Linked DNA regions of Homo sapiens: region 2 is linked to region 1. The links are chromatin loops, found by intact Hi-C in ENCODE. Cell type or tissue: Caco-2. All regions are shown on one strand. Links, peaks and the distances in the headings refer to the core of each region. The heading gives the core; the rest is flanking DNA.

The links. Peaks named below come from ENCODE experiments on the same cell type or tissue, not always from the same donor. Only the 100,000 strongest peaks of a DNase experiment are listed, where the experiment ranks them.
Region 2: it touches region 1 in a loop (9-fold over the local background); 2 of 110 quality-filtered maps call a loop at or near these places.

What each region holds. Positions count from the first base shown.
Region 1 is chr15:94,108,734-94,113,716 of GRCh38, reverse strand. No RefSeq gene overlaps it. Among named protein-coding and RNA genes, the nearest start is that of LINC01581, 3.3 kb to the right of the region's middle. In Caco-2, for the core only: no CTCF peak of the experiment used is centred there; a DNase peak (open chromatin) is centred at 2,746.
Region 2 is chr15:94,027,513-94,032,495 of GRCh38, reverse strand. All of the region lies in intron 2 of LINC01581 (long intergenic non-protein coding RNA 1581), which reads left to right. It also overlaps the pseudogene LOC105371032. Among named protein-coding and RNA genes, the nearest start is that of LINC01581, 78 kb to the left of the region's middle. In Caco-2, for the core only: no CTCF peak of the experiment used is centred there; a DNase peak (open chromatin) is centred at 2,765.

The DNA.
Region 1 (4,983 bases), core at 1,474-3,973:
ATCCAAAGTTAGCACAATAAAAGAAATGACAAAGATCAGATCAGAACTAAATGAAATAGAGATTTATAAAACAGTACAAAAGATCAATGAAACAAAAAGTTGAGGTCATTCGAAAAGATAAACAAAACTGATAAACCACTAGCCAGACTAACCAAGAAAAGAAAAGAGAAGATCCAATAAATACAATCAGAGATGAAAAAGGTAATATTACAACTCATACGACAGAAATACAAAAGATCATCAGAGACTATTATGAACAACTATGTGTTCACAAACTAGAAAACCTAGCAGAAATGGATACATTCCTGGAAACATACAACCTCCTGAGATTGAAGCAGAAAGAAATAAAACTCCTGCACAGACCAATACTGAGTAGCAAGATTGAATTAGTAATAAAAAAATCTCCCAACAAAATAAAAGCCCAGGACCAGATGGATTCACAGCTGAATTCTACAAAACAAACAGATAAGAGATAATACCAATCCTTTTGAAACTATTCAAAGAAATTGAAGAAGAGAGAATTCTCCCTATCTCATTCCACAAGACTAGTATCACCCTACACCAAACCCAGACAAGGACACCACATCCAAAAAACCACAGAACTACAGATCAATATCCCTGATGAACATAGACCCAAAATCCTCATCCAAATACTAGCAAATTAAATCCAACAGCATATCAAAAATATAATACACCGTGATCATGTGGGAATTATCCCAGGGATGTAAGGATTGTTCAACATATGAAAATTAATAAATGTGATCCATCACATAAACAGAATTAAGGACAAATACCGTATGATCATTTTGATATATGCAGAAACCACCATTCAATAAAATTTAGCATCCTTCACCATAAAAATCCTCAACAAGCTAGGTATAGAAGAAACATACTTCAATATAATAAAGGCAATATACAATAAATCCACAGCCAATATTATGCTTAATGGGGAAAAGTTGAAAGCATTTGAGAACTAGAACAAGATAAAGATGCTTATTTTTCACCATTCTTATTCAACATAGTACTAGAATCCTCACCAGAACAATCAGGCAAGAGAAGGAAATAAAAGGCATCCAAATTGGAAAAGAGGAAATCAAATTATCCATGTTCACTGATATGATCTTGTACAATTTAATTAATTTGGTTTTAATTGTAGATGAAATCTGAAGAATTGTAAAAACTGTTCAACAAACTTTTATTTAATGATTTAATAGATATTCTTGATCTGAATAAAAGAAGATAGTGATTATAAATTTTTATAAATGTTATATAGAAAATAACAGCAATGAGATACATTTAGAGGATAAGTTACATTCTTAAATGTTTTCATTCTTATCAGGACAGAATGAAATGCAATGAATTAGGTAATCATCACAAGTGCTTCCCCAAACCTGCAGAGTAAATGTAAGGAAAGCGGGATGAAGGAAATGGTAAAGATAATGGCAGAATTTTGAATTGTTAGATGGTTTAAGGGTGAAGCGCATAGGCTCTGAGGCGGGCTGCTTGCCTTGAAGCTCATCTGTATTGTCTGCTCTTGGGAAAATTACTTTTGCTACCTAATGGCTGCGTACCTCAGTTTCCTCATCTATAATATGGGGATGAAAATAGTACCTAGCACATAGAAATCTCTTGAGAATTATATGTTATTCTTTTTATTAGGTTAAGAGTTCTTTGAAAAAAATTATAAGAAGAGGATAAAAACACAAATATGTTTGTTGACAAACGAGAAAAAGTATAATAACATATGGAAAAGTTTCTTTTAATTAAAGGCATAATTTTTAAACAAAATTAATGTAACTTTATCAAGAAAACGATCCTACATAGAGCAATGAAAGTTGAAAAACAGTTGAAAATTTTGTCAAAATATTATCTGTAATAAAGTTTTCCATCTAACTGCTCCTCCCCATACTTCCCTGCTCTCGTATCTGCAAAATATTGCCTTGTTTGTACATTTCCTTCACATTTGCTGCCTCACTGCCCTCACAGACATTTTGGCAGTCAGGCAAGTAAGTATATTTCTCATTTTACTAAGAAGAAAGCAGAGGATCGAAAAATTAAATAATTTGTCAACTATCACACAGCTGAGAAATCTCTGAGCCTGGACTGTTTGAGATCTTAACATATTGCTTTCAGTAGAACAATACCAATTTAGACTTGAATTGTCATAAAAGGTTAAGTTTATGTTTTAAATGCTGTGTGTAAGGAAGGCAGCAAAATGCACATACCACCTTGGAAAAATCTTAGGTAAAAGTTTATAAGCATTTAACACGTGCAGTGTTAACTGAACTAATCTGGGACAATTCAGTTACTGGAAGCTATTCAAGTTTAACTTCATCCAATAATATTTTCAGGGAGAGGGGCTGAATGGTTAACTTAGATTTCTGACAGTTACAAATTATACTTAATTGACTTAAAACTCTGATTCACTAGGCCTATCACTTCATGTTTGTTGGATAAGGTAAATTAAATAATTCTCAGTTATTTTAGACCAGTAGAAAATGTTGTAGCTGTACTCTTAAGTTGTAGTGAGAAATCAACTCAGACCTGGTGTAAAATCTGGGTTAGGAAGATGTTCGTTATGTTTTACTCTTTTGATTTTTATGTAAGACCATTTTTGCCTTTAAAGTCTTATGTGTTTCTCATTCTCTACTTCTCAGTGTTCTGACTTGCCTAAATCAAGCAAAAGTTTCTGCATCTACAAAACCAAGCAAGCCCCAACCATGTTTACATTCTTTTCTGCATATTTCTTTGCCCAGCAGCACCTCAGCACCGAAGAGTGTTCAAGAGTAAACATCATTCTTTATATAGACTCCAAGAAGAGGTAACCCAAGCAAATATCATGTGACTAGAAGTCTTTGAAAGCTAATATTTAGTGACCTCTTGTGTTCTTCACTTTCAAAATATTTGTCTCTGGAAATAATGTGAGAACCAGTTTGTCAAGGGGAAGTCAAAGTGGACAAAACTCAATTCTCAAATATTTCCCTCTATGGGTACCTAAGTAGGGGCTGTGAGTTGAAGAGATCAAAGAGGCTACCTATAGCACCTGTGGTTCTTTTGCAAAGAACAAAGACTGTAATCCGAGATTCAAACTCTATACCTCAGTCACATTTGGTAGAGGAAGAAAACCTTAGGGTTTTAGTTTGGGGAATTTTAGAGGAGATAAAATTATGTGACATCAAGGCAAAAGTACACATTGCCAAATTTAATTAAAATTTTGGTATTTAAGTTCAATATTTTAAAAGTAAAAAGAAACCTTTTGATAATAATAAAAATAGATACTTGCTGTCAGACTTGTTTTTCAGACAGTGAAATGTTGACTGTTGACTGTTTAAACAAAGCACAAACATTACATTTACATCAAAATTTAAATAACTTTTTACAATGGATGATAGAATAAGTTTAATAGAACACATTCTTTAAAGCAAATTAAAGATTCATTAAAGGATTATTCAAATCTGCTTAGATGGTTGACAAATTCAAAATTACAACCAGATACAGACAGATGGTCAATTATTTGAATTGCAAACTGAATTCAAACCCATTTATATTATTATTCCCAACAATAAAGAACAAATGTTACTTACATTTTTGAGAGGAGAGTTAAAATTATCTTCCCAGACTTAATACAAGTTTAAAAATTAAAAATAAATCCAATCTAAATACATAGTTATTATTACCACTAGAAATATAAATCATTAACTAGTACTTTGTAACCCAATAATTCACAATAATTCATTCACTCAACTGATCTTTAATGAGCACCTACTATATGTCAGGTTCAGTGCAAGGGGCATGGGTAGAGTGTTGAACAAAGAAGATAAAGTCCATTTTCTCCTGGAGTTGGGAGTCTAGTTGGGGAGGAACAAATACGCAGAGAGCCACAAGACAGAGAGTTAAATGCTATGATGCGAGAAGGACTGAGTTTACCGAGGGGTACCCAACCCATCCTGTAGAGTCAGAGAAGTGGCAGACTAGTGAACTGTTTGGGTCTATGGGTTGTCAGGAGGTAACCAAGTGAAGGGAAAATGTTTCCATGCCTTATGTACTTTGCAAGGGCTAAAACCAGCCTCACCATTAAGTGAGCTCTGTGAATTAGTAAAAAGGCCTTCTCTTAGTGAGGAGCTTGGTGCTGATGCACTATGGCTCTGCTTTTGACCAAGAGGCTTATTTAGATTTAAGCAAGAAGAGAGGGTGCAAAGAGAGATGTAGTTGGGTCCCCAAATGCCTGGAGTTAGAGGGATCTGTATCCTCAAAGGCTCCTCTCCAGGCATGGAAAGTAGGCTGTATTCCAGATGTTCATGTTCAAAGGGGCTTGGAGAATTCTGTCTGATTTGTAATGAGATGATGGTAACAAAGAAGCACATTTATCTTGGCTTCAGTGAAACTCAACAAAAAGAGTCTATTGAACAGGTGCAGCCAGCAACTGGGAGACGTGAAGCATTGATTGTAGGGAGAAGGTAGAAAGCTCTAGACTGTATAGAAAGGAGATTATCAAGAGCTGTACAAATACCCTTGTAACAATAACCTTACAAGGGTTCAGTGGATTCCTCTGTCTAGCCCAGAAAAAGTCAGCAACCAAGGATCATTTAAGAGCCCTTGGGAATCCTTAGTGGGCCTGGGGAAGGAAGAGAAGATGGGACAAATCAGAGGGAAGCTGCTCAACTTTGTTCTGTTTTAGTTGTGTTTTTGCTTACGCTTCACTGAGCAAAAGCTGATTTGGCTTTAAAAATTTTTGAAAGCCTCAGATGCAGTTGTCCAGACATATCTCTTAGCTTGGTTATGTAGTAGCTGTGAATCGTTGGGGAATGTAACCTCTCTGTGCTTAGTGTTCTCTTGTGAGAATTTAGATAATAATGCCTACCTTAATGGGATTGTTGTGAGCATTATATGCACAAAGCCATGTAAATTGTTTCACAAAGGCCAGGAACGCTACCAGGTGTGGTTGTGTAGATTGGGCACCGTAAAACTCTGTGAGTAGTCTGT
Region 2 (4,983 bases), core at 1,309-3,808, 81 kb after region 1:
ACAAAACAAAACAACAACAACAACAACTCAGCCTGGGCAACATAGCAACACCTCATCTCTATAAAAAACAAAACAAAACAAAACAAGAAACCAAAAAGAAAAAAAAAAAAACTATTTACAGACCAAAATTGCATGCCATTCTTGTTAAACTAGTGACTGCCAAAGCTGTTTTATCATATCCTGAAAAAACTGAACTTATGTAAAGGGTAGTAAGTATTTTAAATACATTTCCAATCAAGATAAGTTTTAATACATTACTTAAAATATTCAATGTGCAACACTTTAAAGAGAAACTAAATAGGTCGGGTGCTTCAGTGATAAAATATTTTCTTAGCCTAGGTTTCAGCAAAAAAGCAAAGCTTGAGGCAAGCACTGAGTGCAAATAGTTTTTTGGTGGTGGTTGGGGGGCGGCGGACTGGGGGGAAGTGAACTCAAAGTGGAGAAGCAGGAAAATGGGAAAAGAGGAAGCCAGTCCAAGAGTGCTACAAAGTTGATTGTGACTACAGGCAACTGAGGCTGGATCCCACTGGGCATACTTCAATGAGTCAAATAGAGTAAGTGCGCTTCAAAATCGCCCTCCAGTTACATAGAAGAGGGAGGATTTATCCCTCAGTTCTTTTCCTTCATTGGTCAGTGGTTACCCCATGTTATGTTGACTTGTAACACTTCCAGGCATGCGTATAGGTTAGTCGCTGAATGGGACTTTGCAGCTAATCTATGCAGTGATGGCAAAGTAATTCTAGTAAAACAAGAAAAGAAAGAAAGAGCGAAATAACAGAAAAAAGGCACACGGTAGAGCTGAGACAAGCTGCTGATAGGATATACCGGTAATAATGGCTTCTGTAAGAAAGTGGGCAAAAAAAATGAAATACAGCCTAAGGGGAATCTAATATACCTTTTAAAAGATCTTTAATCGTTATCAGAAATGACTCCAGGCAAAGGGGTGTGGGTTTTTTCAAATGCGTGAATTATAAATATTTTATTTCAAGAAATGGTTTTTGTATTTTTAGTCTAGATTCTGTTTATGGCCCATCTCTTCTCCTTCTGGCCTGATGGGAAACATTTGTCCCTTTGTAGTTAGCATGCAAAACTTGGAAAGCACCCATGAAATAAAAGCAGGTTAAAATAAATTTCCTATGACATAAAATTAACCATCAGAGCTATGCCTTAGAATTGTTTATTTGGTGGCTGGAAAGAGTCTTGTTGGACACTGAGCAGATTACGGAGTTGCCACCAAAAGGACTTCTAACATAGGTTTCTCTTAAATCATTCTGGTGACAATGTAAGCTATGGTATGCTGGAAGCATTTGAAAAAGTTCATGATGTGTCTCCAGCTCTCTTCTCATAAGCACAGGGAGTCATTGTTTTCTTCTCTGGATGGTCTCAAAATCCTCCATAGCTGTCTCTCCCCCAGCTCTCCTTCTGTGATTTTCACTGCTCCTTATCACGTTGTCTTCTATTTTGCCATTAATATTTTTACAGAAAAAAACACTTTTTTAAACTTTTCTATTCTCTCTGCCAGTGTAGATCCATTTGTATTAATCTATCTCCAACCTGAAATTCCTCCAGAAACTGTTTAGGCTGCCGGTGCTGGTTGGTACCTGCTTCTTACGTATTAGTAAGAGCCTAAACCCTGGAGTTCATCAATCCTCTGTTTGTATCTGGGCTCCACCACTTATAAACTGCATGAATCTGAAATGCATCTTAACGATTTGAGCCTCATGTTTTCTTCTGTGAAATGGAGATATTATTTCTCACAGGATTATTGTGAAACCCAAATGAGGTAATAGCTGAAAAAGAGTAAACGCTTTGTGTCTGCATTGTGTCTGCAACATAATATACACGTGTTAAATGATAATTAACATCATTATTCAGTGCCATCATCAATTTATGTTTTTCATCTGTATCCTTAGATGTTATCTTGAATTTAACAGTAAATGTAAAGACAGAATTCCCAGTAGCAATAACTTGACATCAGTCTTGTCTACTGGCTTTAAACGGATGCTCTTTGAACCACAGGGCTGATAAACCAGGTGTGTAGAGACCTGTAAATAGAAACAAGTCTAATCACATGTTATTTAAAAACAAACCTAGATGGCAGAAGCAATTCTTCAGTGAAGGCTTCAAGCAACACCTCCAAACTTCTGACACATCTGGGAAGCGGTACTGTAGAGCTGACCTACCTTGAATGAGACCTTTAAATGTGAGTAGTTTTTACTGACTTTCTCAGAGTCACAAATAGCAGTAGATTTTGTTGCTGCGCTTGCAATCATGTGAAAAAAAATGCAAGTTTCACATGTGGACAGTGAGGAAATGATTCTTGGTCTTACTTTGTGCTCTTCAATCCCACCCAAAGTGCAGTCAACACCACACAGTAAAAGAACGTTTTACTCAAGTTGGTGGCTCAGACAGGCAAGCTGAAGACCAAAAGAATAAGAAAATAAAGTTGATTTTTTGAAATCTAACTATTAACCACACTGGCATGTGTGAATTAACTTCTGCAGTGAACCAGAAACTTTTCTGCAAATATGAGGACAAAGAGTTTGGGAACTCCTCAAACACTTATTAAGGTATCTTGGTTGTGAAATCAGGAAGGTGGGATAGGACTAGGATTGGAATGGGGTGAGTAGAAACCTAACCAATGGCCTTTGACTATTTGGAGAGACTCTATACACACAGAAAAGGCTGCTCAGCTTGAAACATGAGAAAAGGAATTCAGGGAGCCAGAATTTCACAGGGTTTATCTAAAGGCCACCCAGGAGAAAAGCTCACTGGCTGTAATATGCACAAGACTGTCATCATAAAGATGCTTTCTGCCGAGGAGCAGGGCTAACCTGATCTTCATGGGTACATGATAGCATCATGGAATTCTTAGGAGATGACTTTTTGAAACTGGCCCTCAAGAATTGCTTGCAGGCATAGTTATGTTTAGATCTGAGGTCTGATTACCCCACATTAAGAAATGAAGTCTTGATGCTTTTTGTGATAGTTTGTATAGCAATCTTACCTCAACACTGCCAGTCTACTTTTTTTTTTTTTTTTTCTGAGACAGCGTCTTGCTCCATCACCAAGCTGGAGTGCAGTGGCACAATCTCAGCTCACTGCAACCTCTGCCTCCTGGGTTCAAGCAATTCTCCTGCCTCAGCCTCACAAGTAGCTGGGATTACAGGCATGTGCCACCATGCCCAGCTAATTTTTGTATTTTTAGTAGAGGCAGGGTTTCACCATGTTGGCCCGGGTGGTCTCAAACTCCTGACCTCAGAAGATCCACCTGCCTCAGCCTTCCAAAGTTCTGGGATTACAGGCATGAGCCACCACGCCCGGCCGAAGGTGGGGCCTTCTTGCCCAACCAATTTTGTCTTTCACGTTACTGACCCAGATGATTCGAAGAACGAAGATAGCTATTGGCCTCATCTCTCTCCATCTCTCTGTCCTACCCCACCACCCCTTCTTACCCTCTCTCCCTCTCTTCCCCTGTTCACCACTAGGAGCATAACAAGCCTGCTCCTCCTGAATCAGGGTGACCTCTGTGCACTGTAAAGATGCAACTCCTTCAAGACTGGCTGGGCTACTCAGGCTCTGATCACAGGCTTCCTCCACCAGTGAGCCAGCCTGCCAGTCAGTCATTCATGAAACATTTATTTAGAATTTGCTGTGTTTCAGGTAATGATAAAAAAAATAAAATAAAAGAAGAAGGAGGAATAAACTTGATCTTCCTCTTTAGTAATATGCAATTTATCTTTCGGATTTTTCGAAGGTTGATTCTCTAACTGCAGGTCAACGCTTCTTGACTCCCTGGTTTTCCTTCTTGACTCACTGCTCAGGAGACTGCCCTTTTAGTGATAATTCTGCTCCACTTCTGCTTTCAACCTGCATATTCTTCATGAGGAATCTACTGGATCCTTGATCCTATACCCACCACTTCTCCACTGGGTTTCCCTTTTCTTAGATTCATCCGTTTCCATTAGCAGCCACATTCCTCCAGACACTGCCATCGCTGTGACACTAATTTGGCTTGCCTTCTGGCAACTGAACTATTATGCCTCTTAATACAATCGTCCCATCTACTCCCTGAGGAGTGCCTGGGCAAGTCTGGTGTTCTGGGGACCTGGTTGCAGAGTCATATTAGTGGACAACTTTTCTGTTGCTTTCTGATGCTACTGCAGGTGGTGATGATGGTACCAGCATGCACACTTGTCAACATTATCACATTCAGTCCCACAACAGCAACAACAGAAAGGAGGTGAAGATATCATCCACACGTTAGCAACCAGAAGACTTAGCTCCTCAAAGTAAAGTAGTTTGCCCTATGTCACCAAGTGGAAAGTGGCAGGGATAGCTTTACCTGTTCCTGAAACCCAGGCTGTTTCTCAAGAATATCTCCACTATGCTATATTGCTTCCCTTGCAACTCCATTCCAGAGTCTCCTGACTCCTAAAAATCCAGAAACATGTCTCCAAGCAAAGCTAAATCAGTGCAGTATCAGAGAAAACGGCAAAAGTTAGTCATTGTCTGTGAAAACTCTTTCTAAACTCAAATACCATTTATGAATTCCTCTCTCTCTTCTAACATAGATAATTCACATTTATTTAGCATTTTTGCCTAAGTTAGCTCTTTGCTGATCATACTGGGGAAATGGCACCCTATTATTTGGGCCATCTTATCCAGCTGAACATTCTAATGCATTACTAATTCCAAAACAATTTTCTATGCCTGCAATGTCCACAATGATAGCCACTAACCACATATGGCTCTTGGGCACTTGAAGTGTGGCTAGTCTGAATTGAGATGTGGTGTAAGTGTGAAATACATACTGGAATATAAAATCTTTGTGTAAAAAATAAAAGCAGTATCTCGTGAATAATTTTTTTACTGAGTACATGTAAAAAATACTATCATGTAGAAATGACAGTATTTTGTATCTACTGGGTTAATTATGTTATTAAAATGCAATCACTCTTGTAATGTGGCTAGTAGCAAATT